Linked DNA regions of Homo sapiens: region 2 is linked to region 1. Evidence: read pairs that join two places in POLR2A ChIA-PET (ENCODE). Cell type or tissue: IMR-90. All regions are shown on one strand. Each heading gives the region's core, and the rest is flanking DNA. Links, peaks and the distances in the headings are about the cores only. Region 1 overlaps LINC02547 (long intergenic non-protein coding RNA 2547). Region 2 overlaps MICAL2 (microtubule associated monooxygenase, calponin and LIM domain containing 2).

What was found. Peaks named below come from ENCODE experiments on the same cell type or tissue, not always from the same donor. Only the 100,000 strongest peaks of a DNase experiment are listed, where the experiment ranks them.
Region 2: POLR2A ChIA-PET joins it to region 1 with 5 read pairs; 6 of 35 experiments call an interaction of 5 or more read pairs at or near these places.

Annotation. Positions count from the first base shown.
Region 1 is chr11:12,056,143-12,065,178 of GRCh38, reverse strand. LINC02547 (long intergenic non-protein coding RNA 2547) reads right to left here. Exons shown (of 2, transcript NR_135109.1): 2 at 3,394-6,645. Among named protein-coding and RNA genes, the nearest start is that of LINC02989, 26 kb to the left of the region's middle. In IMR-90, for the core only: no CTCF peak of the experiment used is centred there; no DNase peak of the experiment used is centred there.
Region 2 is chr11:12,211,176-12,216,175 of GRCh38, reverse strand. MICAL2 (microtubule associated monooxygenase, calponin and LIM domain containing 2) reads right to left here. Exons shown (of 28, transcript NM_001282663.2): 7 at 2,766-2,921. LOC124902634 (a long non-coding RNA gene) reads left to right here. Exons shown (of 3, transcript XR_007062598.1): 3 at 1,637-1,694. Among named protein-coding and RNA genes, the nearest start is that of MIR6124, 50 kb to the right of the region's middle. In IMR-90, for the core only: no CTCF peak of the experiment used is centred there; DNase peaks (open chromatin) are centred at 1,225 and 2,045; H3K27ac peaks cover 1,845 bases.

The DNA.
Region 1 (9,036 bases), core at 1,954-6,953:
TAAATTGGACTTTATCAAAATGAAAATCTTTTGCTCTTCTAGAAATACCATTAAAAATATGAAAAGACAAGGCCAGGCATGGTGGCTCATGCCTGTAATTCCATTACTTTGGAAGGTCGAGGCGGGTGGATTGCTTGAGGCCAGGAGTTTGAGACCAGCCTGGTCAACATGGTGAAACCTCATCTCTGCTAAAAATACAAAAATTAGCTGTGCGTGGTGGTGCATGCCTGTAATCCCAGCTACTTGGGAGGCTGAGACACAAGAATCGTGTGAACCTGGGAGGAGGAGGTTGCAGTGAGCTGAGATCCTGCCACTGTGCACTCCAGCCTTGGCGACAGGGAGACTGTCTCAAAAACAAACAACAACAAAAAAAACCCCAAAAAGACAAGCCACAGACTAAGAGAAAAGAATTGCAAATCATATATCTGATAAAGGACTTATTTCCAGAATATATAAAGAACTCTTACAACACTAAGACAATCAACCAAATTAAAAATGAGAAAAACATTTGAACAGACATTTCTTTGAAAAAGATACACAAATGGCTAATAAACACATGAAAGGACATTCAACACCCTTAGTTATTGGGAAAATGCAAATTCAACCACGAAGAGGTACCACAGGATGTGAAGAAAGTGGAACTCTCATACGTTGCTGGTGGGAACATAAAATGGAGCAACCACTTTGGAAAACAATTTGGCAGTTTCTTAAAAAGTTAACTATAAACTTATTATATGACCTACTCCTAGGAATGTAACCCAGAGAAATGAAAACATACGTCCACACAAAGACTTGTATGCAAATATTCACAGCAACTTTGTTCTTAATAGGCAAAAACTGGAAACAATCCAAATTTCCATTGACAGGTGAATGAATAAGCAAAATGTAATAAACGCATCCACTGAGATAGTACTTAGCATAAAAAGAAAAAAGTACTGATTCATGCCACAACATGAATGAACCATAAAAACAGTATGCTAAGGGAAGGAAGCCACACAGAACAGAATACATGTTGTATGATTCTGTTTATACGAAATGTCCAGAAAAGACAAATCAATAGAGGAAGAAAGTAGATTTGTGGTTGACTGGGTTTAAAGTAGGACTATATTTGACTGCAAATGAGCATAGCATGAAATGTTTTGGGTTGATAAAAATATTCTAAAACTGATTGTGGACATGGTTGTAAAAGTATACAAATTTATTACAAATCATTGAATTGTATATTTACTATAGGTGAATTTTATGTTATGTAAATTATACTTCAATAAAGCTGTAAAAAGGTTATATTCTGACTGGGTGCAGTGACTCACACCTGTAATCCTAGCACTTTGGGAGGCTGAGGCAGGTGGAATGCTTGAGTCCAGGAATTCGAGACTAGCCTGGGCAACACAGCAAAACACTGTCTTTATTAAAAATACAAAAATGAGCTGGGTGTGGTGGCGCACGCCTGTAGTCCCAGCTACTTGGGAGGCTGAGGTGGGAGGATCACCTGAGTCTGGGAGGTCAAGGCTGCAGTGAGCTGTGATTGACTGTGCCACTGCATTCCAGCATAGGTGATAGAGTGAGACCCTGTCTCAAAAGAAAAAAAGTTATGTTCATGACCTTGAACCCAGTAAGTCATGCTAAGGGCACCATCAGTAATGTATATAAAGGCTTACATCAACCGCGCTCAAAAGAGTGTGTGTGTGTGGTTTTTTTTTTTTTTTTTTGAGTTAATGAAAAACTGGAAACAACTTGCATGCCTGGTAATAGAATAAATGACTAATAAGTGGTGATCCACTTGATAGAGTAGAATGTAGCCATATTAAATGATACATACAAAGAATTTTTAAGGACCTGTGTTAATGCTTAGGATAGAGTATAAAATTGTTATTATGGCCACATTTCTCCAAGAGTAAAAAGAGCTTATATATAAATGTTTATTTTTAAACATAGTTGAATTTGAGCTGTGAATGCATGACTCTCTATATATAATATAACCAGATGCATATATGAATATAGCTTTTTTTCCTTCTGGACATTTATACATAGTAAACTGCTGGTGGCTATATAAGTAATATCTGTTTTCTTCTTTGCTCTTTGTTATATTTTCTGATTTTTAAAAAAATTTTGGCCTGGTGCAGTGCCTCATACCTGTAATCCCAGCACTTTGGGAGGCCAAGGTGAGTGGATCACTTGAGCCCATGAGTTTGAGACCAGCCTGGACAGCGTGGCGAAACTCCATCTCTACTAAAAATAAAAACAATTAGCTGGGGTTGGTGGCTCGTGCCTGTTGTCCCAGCTACTCGGAGGCTGAGGTGGGAGAATCACCTGAGCCCAGGAACCTGAGCTGCATTGAGCTGCAATTAAGGCACTGCACCCTAGCCTGGGCAACCAGAGTGAGACTCTGTCTCAAAAATAATAATAATTTTTTAATTTTTAAAGATAATATATCACTCTTTCTGCCCAGGCTGGAGTGCAAAGGCATGAACATAGCTCACTGCAGCTTCAGTCTCCTGGGCTCAAGTGATCCTCTGCCCAGGTAATAAAAAGATTTTTTTTCTGCAGAGACAAGGTCTTGCTCTGTTGCCCAGGCTGATCTTGAACTCCTGGCCTCAAGTGACATTCCTACCTCAGCCTCCCAAAATGCTGGGATTACAGGCATGAGCCACTGAGTTCAGCCTGATTACTTTTTTCCAAAAAGCATGTATTTGTTTTTAAAAGAAATAAAAAAATTGTCTAGAGAATAAAGAAAGCAAAGAGATGGCAGATCTCCCCTCTCCTGGTCAGATGAGAGGCTGTGGTTTCCTCCACGAAGGGTACGCCCTGGGCTCAGTGAAATGACGCAGAGGGCCTCTCAGCAGCTGCAGACATCAAAGGCAGTGAGCCCACCTGGAAACAGTGGCCTGAGTCCCATTCATCCCAGCTTGGACTCCTCAGTCCGTTAGAGATTCTGGAACAAGGCAGCCTGATGCAAGGACACTTCCCTTCTCAATGGCCAAGGGGAAGAGAGGATCCTGCATAGAGAGGCCTCCAGGGCTGGCTTGTCACTGCAGGGTGCCAGGCAGGAAGGGGAGCAACGACTTTGGAAACAGACACCTGAGACTCACTAGAAACCACGAAAGCCCGGGTCTGAAGGATGCAGCTGTGGCACCAGGGAGAGGGTTCAACACTGCGGACGCAGAGACCCAGGTGTGAGCTCTGACACTGCTATGGAAGCCACACTCTGTGGAGCCTGAGGAAAGCTACTGATCCTCAAAGAATCTCAGTTTCCCCATCTGTAAAGTGGGGACAACCACATTGCCTATTTTCAAAGTGGTAACCTGTATCACTGGTTAATAGGATTCAAGGTATAAAGGGGTCATATTAGTTCCCCGCGGATGCTGTAACAAATGACCACAACCCAGGTGACTTAAAACAACAGAAATTTATTTTCTCACAGTTCTGGAGCTAGATGTCCAAAATCGAGGTGTCAGCCAGGCCATGCTCCCTCTGAACCCTGAGGGGAAAGCTCCTTTTTTGCTTCTTCTTAGCTTCGGGGGTTTCCGGCACCCCTTGACGTTCCTTGGTTTGTGGATGAATCTCTCCAGTCTCTGACCCTCTCATCACATGGCCTTCTTCGCCATGTGTCTCTGTTTTCTCGTCTTCTAAGGACATCCGTCATTGGGTTAGGGCTCCCTCTACTCCAGCGTGGCATCACCTTGATTAATTATGCCTGCAAAGACTATCTCCAAATAAGGCCACATTCCGAGGTTCTGGGTGGACTTGAATTTTGGGGGGACACTATTCAATCTAGTATGGGGCATTTGGGTGAAATAAATTTGGGGGAGACTGCCTGTCATAACCTCCCCCTTTGAGTTTCACCATGCACATTAGCCTATTAAAAGCACTGAACAAAGAACTATAGAATTTCCCAAAATTGCACACAGAATCTATTAACATCTGAAGAAAGTACCATTTCTCAGGACCCAGCCTTGGAGAGCCTGGTCTGCATCATAGGGCAGTTGGGGATTCTGTGAATGTAGCACACAATAGCAGTCACACTATAGGAGCTTCATCAATTTCCCTTTCTCCCCAGTAGCCACGAGTCCAGACTTGGGGCCATGCCCTTGACTGCTACCCATCTCTTACTAATGGCTTCTACCACATGTTGCATGCTCTGGCTTCAGGAAGATGGAAAGGGCAACACTACTCCATGGCTGAGTGGGAAAATTCCAGCCTTATGGTTGAGACCCAGAGATAACACTGCTGAGGAAGTAAGCTTCTCTTTTTTTAGGAAGAGAACTCTCCACTGAGCTCTTGGAAGGAAAAGTAGGGCAGGAAATGAAGTCTCTGGGATCCAAAAGCAAGGACCTGATGGAAGAAGCAGACGGCTTGGAGGCAGGTATTTGGCAAGTGCGCTAGGAAGCCATTGGGCTGTTCCCCCTCAGCAGGCAGCTCTGCACAAGGTCCTCTAGGAGCAAAACTCAGGAAGCTCTGGATTCAGATGCCACTACCAAAGAACAGTCCAGGTGCTTCTCCAGACCATGAGCTCCAGGAGGACAGGGACCCTGTCTGGCTTGCTTATTGCAGTGAATAGACTGGTAATTGGTACGTGCTAGGTGCTCAATAGAATTTGTATAAAGAGCCAACTAGTTAATAATCCACAGGACAGTTGCCTTAGCCTGTTGAGGCTGCTATAGCAAAATATCATAAACTGGGTGGGTTAAAAACAACAGCATTTATTTATTTAGAGATGGAATCTGTCTTTGTAGCCCAGGCTGGATTGCAGTGGTGTGATCTTGGCTTGCTGCAACCTCCACCTCCGGGGTTCAAGCGATTCTCCTGCCTCAGCCTCCCGAGTAGCTGGGATTACAGGCATATGACACCACACCTGGCTAATTTTTGTATTTTTAGTAGAGACGGGGTTTTGCCATGTTGGCCAGGCTGGTCTCAAACTCCTGACCTCAAGTGATCTGCCTGCTTCAGCCTCCCAAAGTGTTGGGATTACAGGCGTGAGCCACTGCACCCCGCCTATTTCTCAATTTTGGAAGCTGGAAGTCCAAGATCAGGGTGCCAGCATGGTTCTGGTGTGGGCCCTCTATGGCTTGCAGACTGCCAACTTCTTATTGGAAAGAAAGCACAGGAGCTCTCTGGGGTGGCTTTTTTGTTTTTTGTTTTTGAGACAGGTTCTCACTTTGTCACCCAGGCTGGAGTACAGTGGTGCCATCACAGCTCACTGCTGCCTCTGCCTCCTGGGCTCAAGTGATCTTCCCACCTCAGCCTCCAGAGTAGCTGGGACTATAGGCATGCACCACCCATGCCCAGCTAATTTTTGTATTTTTAGTAGAGATGAGGTTTCGCCATGTTGCCCAGGCTAGTCTCGAACTCCTGGACTCAAGCAATCTGCCCACATCAGCCTCCCAAGTGCTGGGATTACAGGGATGAGCTACCATGCCCAGCCTGGGGTCCCTTTTATAAGAGTACTCATCCTGTTTATGAGGGCTCCACCATCATGACCTAATTACTTCCCAAAGTCCCTACCTCCTAATACCATCACTTTGGGATTAGAGCTTCAACATAAACATTTTATAGGGACACAAACATTCAGTTCATTGTAACAGTATTTTCTTTTTGTTTTATAATCTCTTTTTTCCTGAAATAAAAAAGACATGTATTCATGTTATAAAATATCAAAAAAACACACAAACAGAAAACATTAAAATGTGTTAGAATCAAAAGATCTTTATGTGCTGGGTGCAGTGGCTCATGCCTGTAATCCCAGCACTGTGGGAGGCCAAGACAGGAGGATCATTTGAGGCCAAGAATTTGAGACCAGCCTGGCCAACATAGTGAAACCTGGTCTCTACTAATACAAAAAATTAGCCAGGTGTGGTGGTGCACACATGTAATCCCAGCTACTTGGGAGGCTGAGACAGAGAATCGCTTGAACCCAGGAGGCAGAAATTGCAGTGAGCCAAGATCTTTTGAAGATAAAATGGTAAGCATAAAAACCAGGTTACAAATTCTGTTTACAATACGATATTACTTTTAAAAACATGAATACGTAAGTATTGATAGCTACATGCAAAACTAGCTAGGCGGGGCGACAACGTGAGATTGTCTCAAAAGAAAAAATATATTTTTTAAAAAAGAAAAAATTTTAAAAAGATCTTTCTGAAGATCTTTTGAATTGTTACGTATGATTTGACTTCGTGGATTCCTTGGTTGCATAAATGCAAGGAATGACATTTTGAAATAGCCAAGATTCCTCCCCTCCTGTATTTCCTTCTTCTAGGACCCTTCGCCCAATCAGACGGCAGCTGGACTGAGCTGCTGCCATCACCTCAGGAAAGCCATGATGTAAGAGAAAAACACATGTGACTTTCAACTTTTCAGGTGGCAGAAAATCTATTTCTTCTCAGCGGGTATGACAGATTAAAGATGACTGTAAATTCTTCACCACTGCTCCCATTAGGAGGCGGGGTCCTTGCCCCTTCCTGCTGAAGCCAGGTGGGTTCTGTGACTGCTTGAGCGATGGAATAGGGCGGAAGTAATGCTATGCCAGTTGCCAGGCCCAAGACTAGAGACTGGCAGCTTCTGCCTCCTGTTTCCAGAGCCAGGCCCCTGGGCCTCCACGTAGGTGATCTGACTTCCCTGCAGCAGCCACACCGTGAGAATCCTGAGCTGCGTGGAGAAGCACCAGAGATCAGACCTCATGTGAAGAAAGGGCAGGAGGCCAAGGAGCACCCCTGGCACCCCAGACACGTGCATGAAAAGCCTCCTTCCAAGTGGATCCCTCGGCTCTCTCCAAACCCTTCCCAAACTCTTGACCCACACTGCTGCGACCAAAATAGGGTTGCTAGAGTTAGCAAATAGAACTACAGGATGTTCAGTTACATTTGAATTTTAGATCAACAAGGAATAATTTTTTAGTCTAGGTAGCTCTCAAATATTACATGGGATTGCATGGGACATATTTACACTAAAAAATTATACGTTATCTGAAATTCAAGTTTAACTCAGTTTAAATTTTTATCTGTGTAGTAGAGATAGAAGTTAATTTTTTAAGCTTGAAGATAAAATATTTACAGTATTTACAGGTAAAAGATTTGCAGTATTTTATCTGGCAAGCCTGGACCAAAATAATATGTATGTTTTATACCACTAAGTTTCAGCGTTTGTCATGCAACAATAGACAACTAGGATAGCGGGGACGGAAAGGAATCTGGAATAGCTGATACACCAACTGTGGAGGTATACAGTCTCTAGACAGAGCCATTTTTTTCACCCTTGGAAGCAAAAATAGAAATAAAAGACTTGGTGCCTCCTCCCCTTGCCTCCCTCTCCCAGGTTGAATCTCTTCCTGTGGGGTGGGACACACAGCGGCGCAGAGATGTAGGGAGTGACTTCAGAAAGCAGAGGGCAGCTGGGCCTTTCAGCGCGGCCAGTGGCCTTAGGGTGATGTCCCTGCATTCCAACAGGGCATGGAAATTCTGTTGCAGAGCCAGTGTGCCCAAAGAGGACTCAAGGCCAGGGTGAGGATGGAGGTGTGGACCATGACCCAGTAATGAACGGCAAGGAGGTCCTCTGTATTGGTCCGTTCTCACACTGCTGTAAAGACATTCCTGAAACTGTGTAACTTATTAAGAAAAGAGGCTTAATCAGCTCACGGTTCCATGGGCTGTACAGGCTTCTGCTTCTGGGGAGGCCTCAGCACACTTACCATCATGGCAGAAGGGGAAGGGGAAGCAGGCACATATTCACATGGCCGGCAGGAGAAAGAGAAAAGGGGAGGTGCTATGCACTTTTAAATAAGCAAATCTCAAGAGACCTCTATCACAAGACAGCCACAGGTGGATGGTGTTAAATCATTGGAAACCACCTCCATGATCCAGTCACCTCCCACCAGGCCCTACCTTCAACACTGGCGATTACAATTTGATATGAAATTTGGGTGGGGATACAGACCTAAACCATATCGCCCTTTCAGTGTGGACACCCTTCCACCACCTCACTCTCACCACCCCAGCATGGTTGGTACTAAACACCCTCCTTGGCCCTGGGAAAAAGCCAAGGCAGCCCTCACATGGATTGAGATTAATTTCCTTCATTCAGTGAGGTGTGTCTCAGAATAAAAACTCATCTCAGGTCATAGAAAATATGAAAGGTATGTTTCTAGCCCAAATGAGTTCATAATGTTTCTACCTGCCACAAACCATTTTATACCACACTGTAGTTATATTCAAATTGGACCAAAAAAATCTACATTTTTGTGCATTATTACTGACACCCCTAAATGCTCTTTCACATGCCATGTTCAGGCTTCCAAAGTCAGCTGAGGGACCATATCAAACAGTCACATGGCCATTGCAGGGCAGGCTGATTAAGAGCATGGACTCTGGGGCTAGACTGCCAGGCTCTGTCATCTAATGGCTGTGTGTCCTTGAGCTAATTACTTAACCTCCCTGGGCCTCCATTTCTTTAACTGTAAAATGGCAATAACAGTAATATTTACCCCAGAGCATTGCCATTAGAATGAAGCAAACCTGGCTTATGGTATGTGTTCATAAGTCTTAGCCATTGTTTTTTCTTAGAGCACTTACTTGGAGATAATATTTCTTATTAACTATCTAGTTATTGTTTGAGAGACTGGGTCTTGCTGTGTTACCCAACTGGTCTTGAACTCCTGGGCTCAAGCAATCTGCTCACCTCAGCCTCCCAAATATCTGGGACTACAGGTGCACACCACCATGCCCGGCTTCTTACTATTTTATAAAAACCAGCGGAAAATAGAAATGTAGAAATGCTGCTGCCTTTGAAAATCAAATTGTGACAAAGAGGAAATCATGCATACCAGAGGCAGGAAATCTTCATCCTCCAATGAATACCCTCTGGATTTGTCTGCCACCTGTAGGTCCAATTGTTAAGGAAAAAAAAAAAGATTAAAGAAAAACATACAAAATCTAGAGACACACTTGTCTCTAGCTATCAGTGCTCCACCTTGTCACCTCCACCACATTCACCATTTCTATGCACTCAAGCCTGGCCTCAGCTGCCTGCCTCTGGACTCGCCTC
Region 2 (5,000 bases), core at 1-5,000, 150 kb before region 1:
ACCAACTGTGTGCCAGGAACTGTACTTTGCCTCACTATTGGTCTTGTTATTTATCTGCAGAATATTCATGTTAGACCAGTTTTTAAGGCACACAAGGCTGGCAAAGATAAAACAGAGTGCCAGAATCTACCCAAGTCAAAGCAGCTAGCTTCTATAGTTCTATAGCGGCATTATTCCTGTTAAAACTCACAACGTCTGTAGGGGTTGTGGGCCAGTATAAGTTAGAGCCGGGTAATTGTGCAGAAAAGCCAAGTGCCGGCCATGGCCACAGAAGCTCAGCAATGACAGGGCTGGGATTTGAACCCCAGCCCATCTAGCTCCAAGTCCTGTCCACTGTGCCCTCCATGCGCCCATAGTAGCATAGAGCTGTGGGAATTCTCCAATGACTATGCCAAGGAATATTTCTACTGTTTCCCGGCTTGTATGTGAAAACCCGAGTGCAGTGGTAGGAACAACTCAGGTTAGAAGGCTGGGCTGTATCTTTTTGTGCTTTCCACCAATCACAAGACATTTTACACACTAAGTTCCTGCATTTAAAACCATGCTGTGCAATGAGAGCTTAGCTCCACGGTTCTCAAAGGGAGGTCTCTGGCCAACAGCATCAGCATCACCTGAGGACATACTAGCAATGCAAATTATCAGGGCCCTTCTTCAGACTCACTGAATCAGAAACCCTGGGGATAGGGCCAGCACGCTGTGCTTTAACAAGCTCTAGGTGATGCCAATTCATACTCAAGTGTGAGGCTGACTGGCTTATTTGAAGGGAGAGAAAGGAACAGGCACATGGCGACATATCAGCATTTACACAAGGCGTGCTGGGTAACCATAGGAGCACCTTTATTACGGTTAAATAGGAAACAGGCATCAATGCAGAGGGCCCCCAGGAGAATCAGGAAGGTCGCGACTGTCACTGTCTGAGGGCACTGTTGTGAAACGATGGCCGAAGGTGACAACCACAGCAAAGTTTCAAGGAAGTTCACTGAAACGTGGAAAAACCCACTCAATGTCCTGCTCTCATTTATATTGAGTGGCTTAAGTATTTATTTTCTTGGTTTTTTAGAGGAAGGGAGGGTTGGAGGATTCTCAAAGCATTCAAAAGGACACCATATGCTGGCAGGAAATATTCAAGCTTTTAATGGAATAATGCAATGGAGGTGAAACTGAGAGGGTTGTGCAGTGAGCACATACCCTCCAGGCCAGTGAGAAGTACAATCTTGCTCAACAACTAATGCCATTCCTAGGAAATGATGTTAAAGAAATAATTTAACAGAAGCAGTGTTATCTGTAACAGTAAATAACTGGAAGGCCTAAATCAGAGGTCAGCAAGTTGTGTGTGTGTGTGTGTGTGTGTGATGGACCAGCTAGGAAATATTTCTGGCCTGTGGGCCCTATGGTCTCTTTCATGATCTCTCATGGTGGAAGCAGCCATCAACAGTTATGTAAAGAAATGGACATGGCTGGGCGACAATCAGCTTTTATTTATGGATGCTGAAATTTGAATTTTAAATAAACTTCATGTGTCATAAAATATTCTGATTGTTTTATTCAGCCTATATATAAAACCATTCTTAGCTCGAAGGCAGTATAGAACCATGTGGCCAGCCATAGTTTGCTAATCCCTGGTTTCAATGCTTAGGCAGTGACAATACATCAATTTGATGAGATATTCCACAGCCCCTAAAAGTGACCACCAGAAGGATGATGTTTGGAATGTGACACTGAATGAGAAAAGCTGACTAAAGAGTGTGGACACTGCGATTTAAGCTACAGTCACATAACAAGCAAGAACGCTGGTGGAAAATTACAGAAAAGGAGTAGGTGAGTCTGAAGACTATTCTCGTGTGGGGCGGTCAGATTGCGGATGATTTATTTTCCATATACAGATTTTATTTAACATTGTTGTTACATTGCTTTTCAAGGAGAAATCTGTGTTTTTAATCAGGTTAAAAAGAAAGGAAAAGTATCTGGAATTTACTTAATTGGAGAGAGGTGACTCGTCCCCCTTTCCCCTCACCCTGTTTTTCTCTGCCGTCCCTATTACCACCTGATGAGTCACTGGTTTATTTGTGTATTGACTGTCTATTCTCGTAGAATATAAGCCCAGGAGGGACGGATTTTGTTTTGCTCACTGCTCATTCTCAAGCCCTAGAACAGCATCTGGCACACAGTAGGCATTCAATAAATATTGAGTGAATGAATCAATACCTCCTATCCTCTAGGCCCATGGCTGGGTGACAACTGGTGCCAGTACAGGTTATGTTCCTGGGCGTATCCAGATGTCCTTCTTGGGGAAGGGCAGTGCTGTATTGCACAAACTCACCCGGGAACCTTTAGGAACCATCCATAGGTGACTGGCTCCCTCCTTAGCATTCCCTAAATATCATGCTGACCTCAGGTGCGGTGCTGGCCACCTGCCTTAGGATGGTTTATACAGATATCCCTTACTGGACAGGGAGCCACTGTGGGAAGGATCGTGTCAACCTTCACTTTTTACCCAACACTGAGAATTGGCATGTAATGAGCACTCAGCAAATGTCCACTATCTCCTTTCATGTACAACATCCAGAACATTCCCTCAAGAATCTCTCTTGTCCCAGAAGGAATCCTGTCTGTATTCACTATCCTAGGGAAAATCATTGCTTCCACTCTATCAGAGTGAGTCCCTCGAGGCCCAAGAGCCCAGAAAGCCAGCACACGCCTCTGCACACTTTAGAAACTGCAAACTTTAGACCTTGGCCTGGTTGGGAGAAAGGTGAAGGTCCCACCTGTTTCTTCTTTAAGGTCCTGAAAAAATTTCTGATTGAAGATGAAAGCCACACCACTAATCTCTTCCACCTTGGCTTCCGCTGTGCTGTTTCTGTTTATGAAGTTGGCGGTGATGGCAATCGCCAGCTTCCCACGGAATTCTTTTCTTCTGAACCCTGCATGAGGAGAAATGAAAAAGTGGGTCTATCTTCTGGATTTGGTGTGAAAACTGAAAATGATTATTGGGAGAGCTGTTCCCAGATGCCTCCCAGGCCAGTGAAACCAGGATTCTGGATCTCTAGTGGACAGGAGCGGGCAGAAATACCGAAGTTTGCTCCCAAGGCTTTTAAAAGTCAGTGAGACTGTCCGTTTCTAAAATCTACAGGACCTGGTTAGGCTTCAATAAACAAAAGGAAAAGCGATCCTTCCCAACAGGCAGTCACAGGGTGTACCCTTGTAAGGATGTGTCAGGCATTGTTGCTAGATACACTCATGAGAGACCCACATGCACTTTGAATTTATAGGATGAAAACTACTCTGTTAGCATTTCTTATGGTGCCACCGCTCCTGACCCCCTTGAAAAGTAGATCACATTGAATTCCTGCAGGACAGGGATTTTAACAAATTTTCTTCATATCTCCAATTTTTTGGGTTGTATTATGTGCCTCTCCAACACACACACACACAAATTCATGTGTTGAAATCCTAACCCCAGTACCTCAGTATGTGACTCTATTGGAAATAGCGTCATTGCAGGTGTAATTAGCTAAGATGAGGTCATACTGGAGTAGGGTGGGACCCAGCTTACTCCAATATGACTGGTGTCCTTTGAAAAGAGGAAAATAGTACACCAGTTCCCAGTAACTGGCATTTAATACATCTACAATGCATGTATAAATGAATAAATGGAATTCTAGCTCTCATTCGTTTTTTGTTTTGTTTTGTTTTGTTTTTCAGACAGGGTCTCGCTCTGTTGCCCAGGCTGGAAAGCAGCGGTGCCAATCATGGCTCACTGCAGCCTCGACCTCCCAGGGTCAAGCGATCCTCCCACCTCAGCCAGCAAGTAGCTGGGACAATATGCATGTGTCACCATGACTGCCTTATTTATTTTTTTTTAAGTGTTTGTGGAGACACAGTTTCATCATGTTGCCCAGGCTTAGTGCTCTAATTCTTGTTTTCAATGATTTACATTAAAATTGCTCTTGAATGGCAGTGCTATGGAGGATCACAGCAGCTGGTGCAGGGTAAACGCACCTGACAGCAATAACTGAAGCGCACCTTTAGAAAGACCCTGTATGGCTGATGCACCTGAATGTGTGTTCTGAGCTGGGGAATCCAGGAGTGGCCAACCCCGAGACTTCTTCTTTGTCTATGAGGGACATTTGAGCTCCTGGCCCATCCCGTGGAACATGGACCATGCAGGGGGATCCAGGCCCTGAGTTCTGGGTTGGATGAAGGTTGCCAGGTGGAGGTTAAGAGGAGGGTGTTAAGTGAAAATGCTGAATAAACTGCATGCTGTTTGCAAGCAGTTGCGGTTTTCCTGCCCAGGTTGCCACCACTGGGCTGTTGTGCTGTCCAGCCCGCCGCCATTGGACCGTTTCTGCAGGGAAGCCGGGTCTCCTGTCCAACCCACTGCCACTGGACTCTCTCCCCTGTGAATCCCTAATAAAACCCCATGTCTATTTTGCTGGCTCTTGGGCTCTTCTTTGGCCTCTTGAACTTGGTACTTTCCCTATTGAGGTTAATAGGGGTTCCACACAACAGATGGCCACTTTTCAACAGTGTGTCTCCCTCCTAGTCCCCCATCTTGCTGTCATCTGACCTTTCCTGAGTGCCCCTGCCCCCAGGCATGCTGTGTACTTTGTGTAAGGCCAGGTGCCTGTCACACAGGTGCAGACCTCCAGACATAACCTTTCCTTAGCCACCTTTGGGAATGCCCCACACATCTGCTCACCATGTACTCCAGCCTCATGCTGATTCTCACTCATCTGTCAAAAATCCCTTTTAGTGACAACCTTGGGGTTTTTTTTGTTTTGTTTTGTTTTTTTCTGAGATGGAGTCTTGCTCTGTCACCCAGCCTGGAGTGCAGTGGTGCGATCTTGGCTCACTGCAACCTCCACCTCCTGTGTTCAAGCAATTCTCCTGCCTCAGCCTCCCGAGTAGCTGGGACTACAGGTACGTGCCACCATGCCCGGCTAATTTTTTGTGTTTTTAGTAGAGATGGGGTTTCACCCTGTTAGCCAGGATGGTCTCGA